Regions from separate parts of the Homo sapiens genome. Here all the other regions are linked to region 2. A link is a contact called in ENCODE Hi-C or POLR2A ChIA-PET data. All regions are on one chromosome and are shown on one strand. The core of a region is the stretch at or near the end of the contact, and the rest is flanking DNA. Distances in the headings are between cores, read along the strand shown. Region 1 holds the start of AMD1 (adenosylmethionine decarboxylase 1). Region 2 holds the start of MTRES1 (mitochondrial transcription rescue factor 1). Region 3 holds the start of CDC40 (cell division cycle 40).

Region 1 (3,378 bases), core at 815-3,314, 3.8 Mb after region 2:
CAGTTGGTAGACTATTTAAATTATCCTATATCAAATTAATAAGGATTTACTTTGCCAAGATTCTTGGCACTTTTATATTAACTTAAATTGCACTGGGAAAAAAGCATAATAGTAGTTGAGAAGCAACTAATTATAAGCAATTATAAGCCAAATTATGTTTATACCACAATTAGTGTTTGAGGTGGTTTAGTAGGCAGATTCTTCAGTAAGAACCATCAAATAATTGAACAGCTTGTAAAACACAGAAATACTTCTTTTATCTTTATTCCAAGTAGAGTAACCACATTCTTTTATCATTATAAAATAAGCAACATTTATTATCTTTTGTCCCAATCCGCAGTTTGAGTTGGATGCTTATAAAACATGGCAAGAGGGCTGGGTGCGGTGGCCTCCCAGCACTTTGGGAGGCCGAAGTGGGCAGATCACCTGAGGTCAGGAGTTCAAGACAAGCCTGGCAAACATGGTGAAACCTCGTCTCTACTAAAATACAAAAATTGGCCGGGTGTGTTGGCATGCACCTGTAATCCCAGCTACTCGGGAGGCTAAGGCAGGAGAATCGCTTGAACCCAGGAGGCAGAGGTTGCAGTGAGCCGAGATCACGCCACTGAACTCCAGCCTGGGCAACAGAGCGAGACTCCGTCTCAGACAAACAAAACAAAGCAAGAGTAGTTTATGTACCTAGCTCACAACATAGCTTCTTTCAACAGGTTTCACGGAGACACGTGAACCACGTTCTTGTAAGACAAGAGCTATTCTACAGGGTATCTAGAGTGCAAACCCAAACCATGTCTTTTTCAGTGGATTTTTCATGTTGACATCATCTTATTTCACTTTGGGGAAAGTTTTTTTCTAAGGATGATAGCGAAAAGTCCTTTTGTCTTGTGACAATAGCAATTTTTATGTCAGCTTGGGTTTTTTTCCTCCCATATTCCCAAGTAAAAGTAATAACTTTGTTACCAGTTTTGCCATCTGAGGTTAAACTGTTTGACCATGGCTTGACGACTATTTTATACTTAACACTTATAAAATATTAGACTGATAGTTATTTAAGTTACCACCAGTGATAGCTCTGGAATCCCTGTTTTATTAATTTCCAGGTAAATCCTTCTTAAGCACATGGGAAGATAGCACTGTAAATTTTGGGGGGTAAGGAGAACCTCCATCAATTAATACATCAGCTTGATAAAATTCAAAGAAAAACATGATCAAATAAGTTCAGATTATATTTAACACATTCAGTTTCTAGAAGTAGTTTTGCTGAATAAATTCCCACCAGTTGAGCTAATGGAGCAACGGAGCTGCCAGTGCTTCCCGGAGGCTGCTGTGCTCAGCCAATTCGGAGGCATGGCGAGCCACACGGTGGGAGGTGGGTAAAGCCGGGGCCCTCCAAGGCTGGGCGCCACGTTGCTTTTCTCTTCTGAAATAGGAAGACAATGCTTCTGGCTATTGTATAAACCAGCCGAGGACTGCTTTCATTCGCACATCAGCCAAGGCGTGAGCAGAATTAAAGCGCCTTCTAATTCGACCCCTGGCAACGTGCGCGTCACGGACAAATGTTTAGTTTTAACGCCTGGCTGCGTTCGCCTTGGGAAAACACACTTTTAAGAATGGCCAAGTACCTCAGCAGTCGCGGTGAACTGCACAAGATCAAAACCACCACGCCAACCCAGCGCTGGCCACCGTCCCCGCTGAACCCCGCCAACACCCCTAAGGACCCACCCATGTTTTCTGCTAATCATTTTTTTTTTCTAAACAGCTCTGCACAGCCTTTCCTCATTCCGTTCCCGCTCTCCCCACCCACTCTGCGTTCGATCCGAGGTTTCTAGTCCCCAGCTGGACATCACAGCACCAACTCCCACTCAGGAGCCGGCCAGAGCCCGAGCCGCAGCGCAGTGGGCAGCTCCCCGCGCTCTCCGCCAGGCCCTCGGCCAGCCAGCCGCCACTCGGCCGCGAGTGATTGACAGGCGGCAGCAGCTATAGGCCGTGGAGGTGGGACGATGCGTCACTTCCTGGTCTTTTGGGGGGAGCCGGGATATATAAGGGCGGTGCTCACGCAGCGCTCTCGCTTACACAGTATGGCCGGCGACATTAGCTAGCGCTCGCTCTACTCTCTCTAACGGGAAAGCAGCGGAATACAAGAGACTGAACTGTATCTGCCTCTATTTCCAAAAGACTCACGTTCAACTTTCGCTCACACAAAGCCGGGAAAATTTTATTAGTCCTTTTTTTAAAAAAAGTTAATATAAAATTATAGCAAAAAAAAAAAGGAACCTGAACTTTAGTAACACAGCTGGAACAATCCGCAGCGGCGGCGGCAGCGGCGGGAGAAGAGGTTTAATTTAGTTGATTTTCTGTGGTTGTTGGTTGTTCGCTAGTCTCACGGTGATGGAAGCTGCACATTTTTTCGAAGGGACCGAGAAGCTGCTGGAGGTTTGGTTCTCCCGGCAGCAGCCCGACGCAAACCAAGGATCTGGGGATCTTCGCACTATCCCAAGGTGGGTCCCCGGGGCGCTCGCTGACATCCGGGCCTGGGGGCTGTCGCCGCCGCCGAGGCACCAGCCACGGGTGGAGCCCGAGTTCCCTCAGCTTTCAGTTGGGGGCAAGTCTGCGGCCTGGGGTCGCTTCGGCGGCCTTGGAAGGTGCGCGGTTTGGGGGAGAGCGGCCATGTCCACGCGGGCCGGAGCCGGCTTCTCCCGCCGTGGTTGCCGCGCCTGGCATTGCCCTGGGGGAGGGGAGGAGGCCGGCGCGGCCGCGTGCTCAGGTAACGTCCCGCGCTGGGCGGCGGGCGGCGCGGCCCGGGGTGGTTTTGCGGCCCGCGCCTCCCGACATTTCCCTCCGTAGTAGTTGGCGGCAGGGGCCCCAGGTGGGGGTCGGGGGCGCCTGCGCGGGTTGCCTCCGGCAGGTGTGGCTCGGCGGGCTTAGTCAGGCGCTAATTCGGGCGTGCCGGCTTCGGGGAATGGAGGGCGGGAGCGGCGCTTGTTCTTGCCTCGGGCGCGGATAGGAGGGGCCCTCCCGGCCTTGTCTGAGGGGCTGGCGAAGAGGCCTCCCACCCGCGGCGGCCGCGGGCAGCATGTGGCGTTCGGGCGGCGGGGATTGGGCGGGAGCAGTTATGTCGCAGTGGCGGGGCCCCACCGCTCCCCTAACATGCTCTGCGCCAGAGCCTTTTCGGGGCGGCTGGGCAGACGGCGCAGTCCCCGGGGCCGCCCTCGACACGGCCGCTGAGGCCGCTGGGGGCTGCTCCCCAATCTCTTGACCTTGGGTTGTGTAACCTGCTACGGAGCCGGCGGAGCGGGGCGGGAGAGGTGCGGGTGGAGGGAGGCCCGCCTGCCCCAGGACATAATGCCTCTAATGCCTTAAGCTTGAGCAAAGGAATCTGGG
Region 2 (3,370 bases), core at 50-2,549:
CAAAAAAACAAAACAAAACAAAAGAAAAAACAGGGAAGAAGATTAAGTGGCAAGTGAGGTAGGTGAAACCAATGGGGTATCCTATAACTCAAGTAAGTTGAGGAATGAGACCAGACCTTTGGATTTACATTGCAGAGGTCATCTGTGACTTTGACTAGAAGTTTTGTTAGAATGTTGCAGGGTGACATCTTGTTTGGTGTATGAGTCAGAGTTCTCCACAGACAGACCTAATGAGAGAGGGATGGATGGATGGATGGATGGATGGATGGACGAATGGATGGATAGTTGGTTGGGAGGGAAAGGGGAATTGGCTCACGTGTAAATTGCGTTGGTCTTGAAAAGATGTTTCCTTAAACTGCGAGTCTGACGTATTTGCACATTTTTCTGGAAACAACGCCTATATCTCTTGGAGATGTTCAAAGAGGGCGGGCTCGGTGGCTTACACCTGTAATCCCAGCACTTTAAGAGGCTGAGGCTGGAAGATCGCTTCTCTTGAGTCCCAGCCTGGGCAATATGGCGAAACCCCATCTCTACAAACAAAACAAAACAAAACAAAAATTAGCAGGCCGTGGTGGCACACACCTGGAGTCCCAGGTACTGGGGAGGCTGAGGTGGGGAGAACAGCTTGAGCCTGGGTAGCAGAGGTTGCAGTGAGCCGAGATCGCACCATTGCACTCCGGGCAACAGAGTGAGACCCTGTCAAAAAAAAAAATGTTCAAAGGGGTTAGTGGTCCCAGAGAAAGGATCACTTCATTAATAATTAAGATGATTAGCCGGTCATGGTGGCTCACGCCTGTAGTCCCAGCTACTTAGGAGACTGAGGAACGACAATCGCTTGAACCCGGGAGGCGGAGGTCGCAGTGAGCTGAGATTACGCCGCTGCACTCCAGCCTGGGCAAGAGTGAGACTCGGTTTCAAAAAAAAAAAAAAAAGAAAAAAGAATTAAGATGGCCGGGCGCGGTGGCTCACGCCTGTAATCCCAGCACTTTGGGAGGCCGAGGAGAGCGGATCACGAGGGCGGGAGATCGAGACCATCCTGGCTAAAACGGTGAAACCCTGTCTCTGCTAAAAACACAAAAAAATTAGCCGGGCGTGGTGGTGGGCGCCTGTAGTCCCAGCTACTCAGGAGGCTGAGGCAGGAGAATGGCGTGAACCCGGGAGAATGGTGTGCCCCGAGCCTACTTCCCGCGCAGTCCTCCAAGACGCGGCCTCCAGCAGGGGTCGCTGCTTCGCTGCCGCCCTGGCCTCGCGCCCCGCCCGACCCGCTCTCACTGCGCCGGCGCCGGCGGAAGGGGCGGGGCGCAGATAGGGGTAGCCTGGAGGCCTGCAGTCCGCGCGGCCGCGGGGAGGGACGAGAGGGCCTGACGTACAGGTGAGTGCGCCTCTGCTGGCGCGCCGCGCCGGGCCCCCTGCCCGCGCCCCCTGTCACTTCGCCTCTCCGCCCCGCCCACGCTCCCGCCGGGTCTCCCCGTGAGTGTCCCGTGTCCTGCCAGCCTCGGGACGCCCCGCGAGCTCAGGGCTGCGCAGGGACTGTGGTAATTGAGCGCGGCGAAGCCTTCCGTTCCTGCCTCCTGTCGCTCCTGCTGGCTCCGAATGCAGACTGCGAACCCGGGGACGCAGTTGTCCATTTCCTTTGACCTTGGGGACCCAGGAAGGTGCACTGCCCGCGGGGGTGGGGAGGGAGCGAGAGGAATCCGACCCTGTCTCAGCCCACAGCCTCCGAGGTCTCCAAGTAAAGGGAAGGATCTTTAGCTGCATTAGACTTCAAAGCGTTTAGACCAGTTTCTCCATCTTACGGAGCGGTGAACGGGCTCAGGAATGTGGAGCGTTTCCTGGCGTCAAGCAGGTCAAAGTCAGCGCTGCTTTTTTTACAGACACTGCTTTTCTTACAGTCTTCGGTTAGTTCAGATTGTATACCTCTCCTGAAGATGTCACCCAAAACCTCCTATGGGATTCTGCCGTGATCATCTCTCCACTCATCCCACACCAACGCCAAAGAGATCTTTTAAAATGAACTTCCATCAGGTCACTTCCCAGGGTCCATCATTGCGTGTTCTTTTCCTGATTCATTCGAATGCACCCGTCCTCCTGATCAATTTTTATTCCACAGGGTGTTGTTTTGTTTTGTTTTGTTTTGTTTTTTTGAGACGGAGTCTTGCTCTGTCGCCCAGGCTGGAGTGCAATGGCGGGATCTCGGCTCACTGCAAGCTCCGCCTCCCAGGTTCACGCCATTCTCCTGCCTCAGCCTCCCCAGCAGCTGGGACTACAGGCGCACACCGCCACACCCGGCTATTTTTTTTTTTTTTGAGACGCAGTCTCGCTCTGTCGCCCAGGCTGGAGTGCAGTGGCGCGATCTCTGCTCACTGCAAGCTCCGCCTCCCGGGTTCACGCCATTCTCCCGCCTCAGCCTCCCGAGTAGCTGGGACTACAGGCGCCTGCCACCACGCCCGGCTAATTTTTTGTATTTTTAGTAGAGACGGGGTTTCACCGTGTTAGCCAGGATGGTCTCGATTTCCTGACTTCCTGATCCGCACGCCTAAGCCTCCGACAGTGCTGGGATTACAGGCGTGAGCCACCGCGCCCGGCCTGTTTTGTTGTTTTTTTTTTTGACACTCGCTCTGTCGCCGAGGCTAGAATGCACTGGTGTGAACTCGGCTCACTGCAGCCTCCCCCTCCCAGGTTCAAGCGATTCTTCAGCCTCAGCCTCCCAAATAGCTGTGACTACAGGTGTGCACCACCACGCTTGGCTAATTTTTGTATTTTTAGTAGAGACGAGGTTTCACCATGTTGACCAGGCTGGTCTTGAACTCCTGGCCTCAAGTGATCCGCCCGCCTCAGCCTCCCCAAGTACTGGAATTACAGGCATGAGCCACCGCGCCCATACTATTTTTATTTTAGATCTCACTGTGTTGCCCAGGCTGATCTCAAACTCTTGGACACAAGCGAGTCTCCTGCCTTGGCCTCCCAAAGTGCTGGGATTATAGGCGTGAGCCACCTGCCTGACCTCATCTTGCCCTCTCAATCCCCCTTACCCTGCTCCACTTTCTTCCCCCAGTGCATTAACCACCAGCTATCATATAATTTACAGGGTGTTTTTTTTTTTGTCTACCTGTTTCCCCTACTAGACTATAAACTCTACAAGAATAGGAATCTTCGTATTTTTTTCCTCTGCTGAATTCCTAGTGCCCAGATTAGTGCTTGGCACATGGTAAGTGCTTAATTAAGGGGAGGATGCCAGTGTTGCTGAAGCTGAATTTGCAAGAGTCAAATTGGCAGATGAGGTTGGAGAGGAAATGGGGGTTGAGGGAGCACCAGATCCTATAGAGCCTTTAGACCATCGTAGAGACTTTGCTGTTCTCTGAGTGCTTTG
Region 3 (3,354 bases), core at 837-3,336, 3.2 Mb after region 2:
TCAAATTGAGACTGCATTTCTAATTATGATATAATGCTATGAACAATCAGAAAAATGAATGTTACCTACCATGCAAATTTAAATTTAAGAACATTAGACGGATTGAATAACCAATAAGTCAATTACATCAATTAGTGAACAGAAAAAAGACCTTAGCTAATCGTGAATCTAACACCAAAGAAAAAATTTAAGTCGAATCCACCGCACATCTTATTACATAGAAAAGGAAATGATTAGAGTAAGTCGTATTTAAGTACCTAGTCTAGCTGGGGATCAATTAATTAATCGGTTATAGGGCAGGACGTGAATGTTGAGATCGGATGTGCTTTCTTTCATCGTTATTCCAGTTCATCATCCGCAAGTGCAAGAGAAGGTGTCAGAGTACCGAAGCTAGGGGGCATGCTGTAGCAAGGGGAAAAGAAAAATGGGAAAGGTGCAATGGATGCTGCATAGTTGAATAATTATCTGGGTGGCACAATGGGCGAGTCCTGCCGACATGAGCGCTGAGTGAGCGGCTCCGTAACTCTGCCCAAGGCAGCCCCCATGAACAGGCACCAGAAGCGACAGCACCGCTTCGCCTCCCCTTCCAACGAAGAAAAGGATGCCCGCACTCGCTTTACCGTTATGTTTTCAGACACCGACTCGCGGAGCAAACACGCAAACGCACGAGCTCGCTTTACCGAGCCTCGCGCACGTAGGGCGAGCAGGGGATTCTCTGTCGCCCGGGGCTACCGCCTCCCCCGGAAAGAGGCACGGGGCGGACCGCGGGCGCGGGTGGGCAGGGAAGCCCGGGCGGTGGCACCTCAGGTGACACCCACAGTCTCTCCAGCGAGAGCAGCCCCGGGGCGGTCCCTGCAGCCAAGCCCCAGGCGCGCCCGCCGCCGTCTCCCTCGGCACCCAGCCCCGCTGGCGGGTGGGCGGTGGGCGCTCGGAAAACCCGCGGATGGGGGTGGGGGCCGGGGCGGGGAAGGCGCGCCCATCCATCCCCGTCACCTTTGCGGGCCACACACCACTCGGTCTGCTCCGGCCAGTAAGGAAGAGTTCCTCTCCCAACACCCCCTCCCCGAAAAAAGCAATTCCTCAGGGACTCGCGCTCACCGTGAAATCTTGGGGGCTCACGCCTTACCCCTTCTTCATGCTTCGGCAGCGGTCGCCGGTCCCCCTCGGCTCGCGGGACTCCGCCTAGAGCCCCCAGGAGGGTCGGGCTCTGGGGCGGAACCCGCTCAGGGCAGCGGCCCAGGCGCCAGGCCACAGGGAACGCCGCCTGGGGCGCCAACCCGCCGCCGGACCCACCGTGTGCTCGACGCGCGAGTGAACAACACCGCGAGCTGCCGTTCCCCCCGCCCCCTCCCCGCGCGAGACGCTCCACAACCGGGCGCAGGGACCCGCGCCAGAAGCAGGGGGGACCGCGAGACTCTTTCCGCCTATGGTCCCATCCTTGCCCCCCGCCCCAGGAGCTATTCCTGGCCAGTCAGAGGTCTCAAAACTTCAGATTCTCACTTTCCTCTTCAGCCTCCAGTGCCCAGGTGCAGCCGAGGTGGGAAATCCAGCCTCCGCCCACTCCCCCATTAGTGGGGCCGAAGCTCGCTCTTCCCCCCTTTCCTGAGGTTCTGTGGTATTGCCCAATCCTCAGTTTGGGGGAGGGGGACGAAGAGAACACTGCTTGGCTAGGGAATGAGGGAAGATGATAGCCAATTGAATGGAACATCCATTCGGGGGCGGGGTCAAAGGGGGACACGCCCCCGTTCCGCCCCCTCGTTGCAAACTACACTTCCCATTGTGCCCTCTCGCGCTTCCTGCCGCGCTGCACGCTGGGAGTGCAGGACCGCGAGGCCTCAAGGTATTTTGGAACTCATATTCTTTAGTCAACTAGGTCCTAAATGTTATAAACTATTATAATTCTCCCTTTTTCCCTAGATAAACTTTTTTAAGCTCTCAGCTCGACAGTAGTTATTCTAATAATAATTAGCTTATTGTTTCAAAATGTAAGACATTATTTCTTAGCAAAGAAAGTTAATGATGTGTTCCATTGCAATCTGTCAGGACCTGGGAGCCTCTTCTTCTTCCGCCCTGGCAGGGTCTCCGCAGAAGATTTGTTGCCGTCATGTCGGCTGCGATTGCAGCTCTGGCCGCTTCCTATGGTTCGGGTTCAGGGTCCGAATCGGACTCGGACAGTGAGAGCAGTCGGTGTCCGCTGCCAGCCGCCGACTCCCTCATGCACTTGACTAAATCGCCTTCATCAAAGCCGTCTCTAGCAGTGGCAGTGGACTCGGCTCCGGAGGTGGCAGTTAAGGTAAGCACTTTTGCTACTAATGCAGTGTGGGAATTGTTGGCTTCAGCTCCAGAACTGCCAGCCGCTTGTTAGGTACCGGGTTACCTCTTTCTCAGTGCTCAGAGATAAGTTGCTAACGTTTGAATTTCTTCTCCTTCCCACATGCATCCTCGGGAGAGGCAGAATTGGAAGTTCGGAATAGCCCTCCGATGCTCTCTGCCCTTGCCTCCCGCCATCAGAAAGCAAGTGGAAGGAGGGGATGAAATTTGAATTTGTGGATTAGGGACATAGCCTGGAAAGTGCAGGTGTAATCTCGGAACATAAGTGAAATTAGATCAGGACTTCCCAAACTAGAGTATTGTGTGAGCAGTGGCCTCGATTTGTCTTATTTTTGAAGAACTAGGTTCTAATCCTGGCACCACCACTTGTGTGAACTTGGACAAGTTATGCAGCCTCCTTTCTTTCCTCACCTGTACAGTGGAGATCATTTTCAAAACATCTGTCTACATGAAAAGATGAGTGTGAAAATTGAGTGAAATTACACAAATAAAGCATATAGCACAGAGCCAACTAGTGAGAGTGCAGTAAATGTTTTATGATTGTGTGTGTTAATACAGTGAGAAAAAGGCCTTGGATTTGAGAAACAGCTGCATGATCTCAATGGAGGAAGCTGATTAATAAGGCAAGAGTTTCCAGGCAGAGGTGACAGGCAAGCCTGAGAACGCAAAGAGCCTAGTGGGTTTGAAGAACTGAGGAAAAGCTGATGTGTCTGGAGCCTGATGAGAGCATCTACCAATTGGTAGTGTAGGCCCAGTAGAGCCCGAGGTAGGTGATCAGCTCAAGATGTGAAGAGGGGAGGCGGTGTCCAAAAATTCCTTTGTATCATGTCCCCAAGTCTAGTTTAATGACTTAAGAAGTGTTTTACAGGTTTTTAACAAGCTGTATGTGAATTTTACTTTTTAAAAATGGACATCTGTCATGAAAGAATGCTTAGAATCCTCCTAACTTCCTATCAAAACAAAACTTTCCAAACTTAAGCCCCTCCAGTAACCTCCTGAGTCTTCTCCTTTCACAGCTCAGCT

Evidence for each region. Hi-C counts contacts between places; a loop is a spot of excess contacts on that map. ChIA-PET counts read pairs that join two places held with the same protein, here RNA polymerase II (POLR2A). Pooled maps may share reads with other maps.
Region 1: a map of naive thymus-derived CD4-positive, alpha-beta T cell shows a loop between it and region 2 (31-fold over the local background). The contact joins the promoter of AMD1 here to the promoter of MTRES1 in region 2. A Hi-C loop is called at or near these places in 1 of 168 maps with a recorded cell type or tissue (naive thymus-derived CD4-positive, alpha-beta T cell) and 6 of 50 pooled maps. POLR2A ChIA-PET finds 5 or more read pairs at or near these places in 1 of 52 experiments (CD4-positive, alpha-beta memory T cell).
Region 3: a loop to region 2 is called in a map of CD8-positive, alpha-beta T cell, with 8 times the contacts of the local background. The contact joins the promoter of CDC40 here to the promoter of MTRES1 in region 2. A Hi-C loop is called at or near these places in 2 of 168 maps with a recorded cell type or tissue (CD8-positive, alpha-beta T cell and naive thymus-derived CD4-positive, alpha-beta T cell) and 10 of 50 pooled maps.

What each region holds. Positions count from the first base shown.
Region 1 is chr6:110,872,721-110,876,098 of GRCh38, forward strand. It overlaps AMD1 (adenosylmethionine decarboxylase 1), which reads left to right and starts at 2,065. Exons shown (of 9, transcript NM_001634.6): 1 at 2,065-2,495. The coding sequence starts at 2,386. RefSeq lists enhancers at 2,487-3,202, 3,203-3,378 and silencers at 2,640-2,889, 2,950-3,019, 3,050-3,239.
Region 2 is chr6:107,026,900-107,030,269 of GRCh38, forward strand. MTRES1 (mitochondrial transcription rescue factor 1) reads left to right here and starts at 1,300. Exons shown (of 4, transcript NM_016487.5): 1 at 1,300-1,372. RefSeq lists a silencer at 1,119-1,588 and enhancers at 1,699-1,808, 1,919-2,018.
Region 3 is chr6:110,178,341-110,181,694 of GRCh38, forward strand. It overlaps CDC40 (cell division cycle 40), which reads left to right and starts at 2,087. Exons shown (of 15, transcript NM_015891.3): 1 at 2,087-2,293. The coding sequence starts at 2,105. It overlaps WASF1 (WASP family member 1), which reads right to left and starts at 1,330. Exons shown (of 11, transcript NM_003931.3): 1 at 1,099-1,330; 2 at 258-402. RefSeq lists silencers at 690-1,009, 1,250-1,359.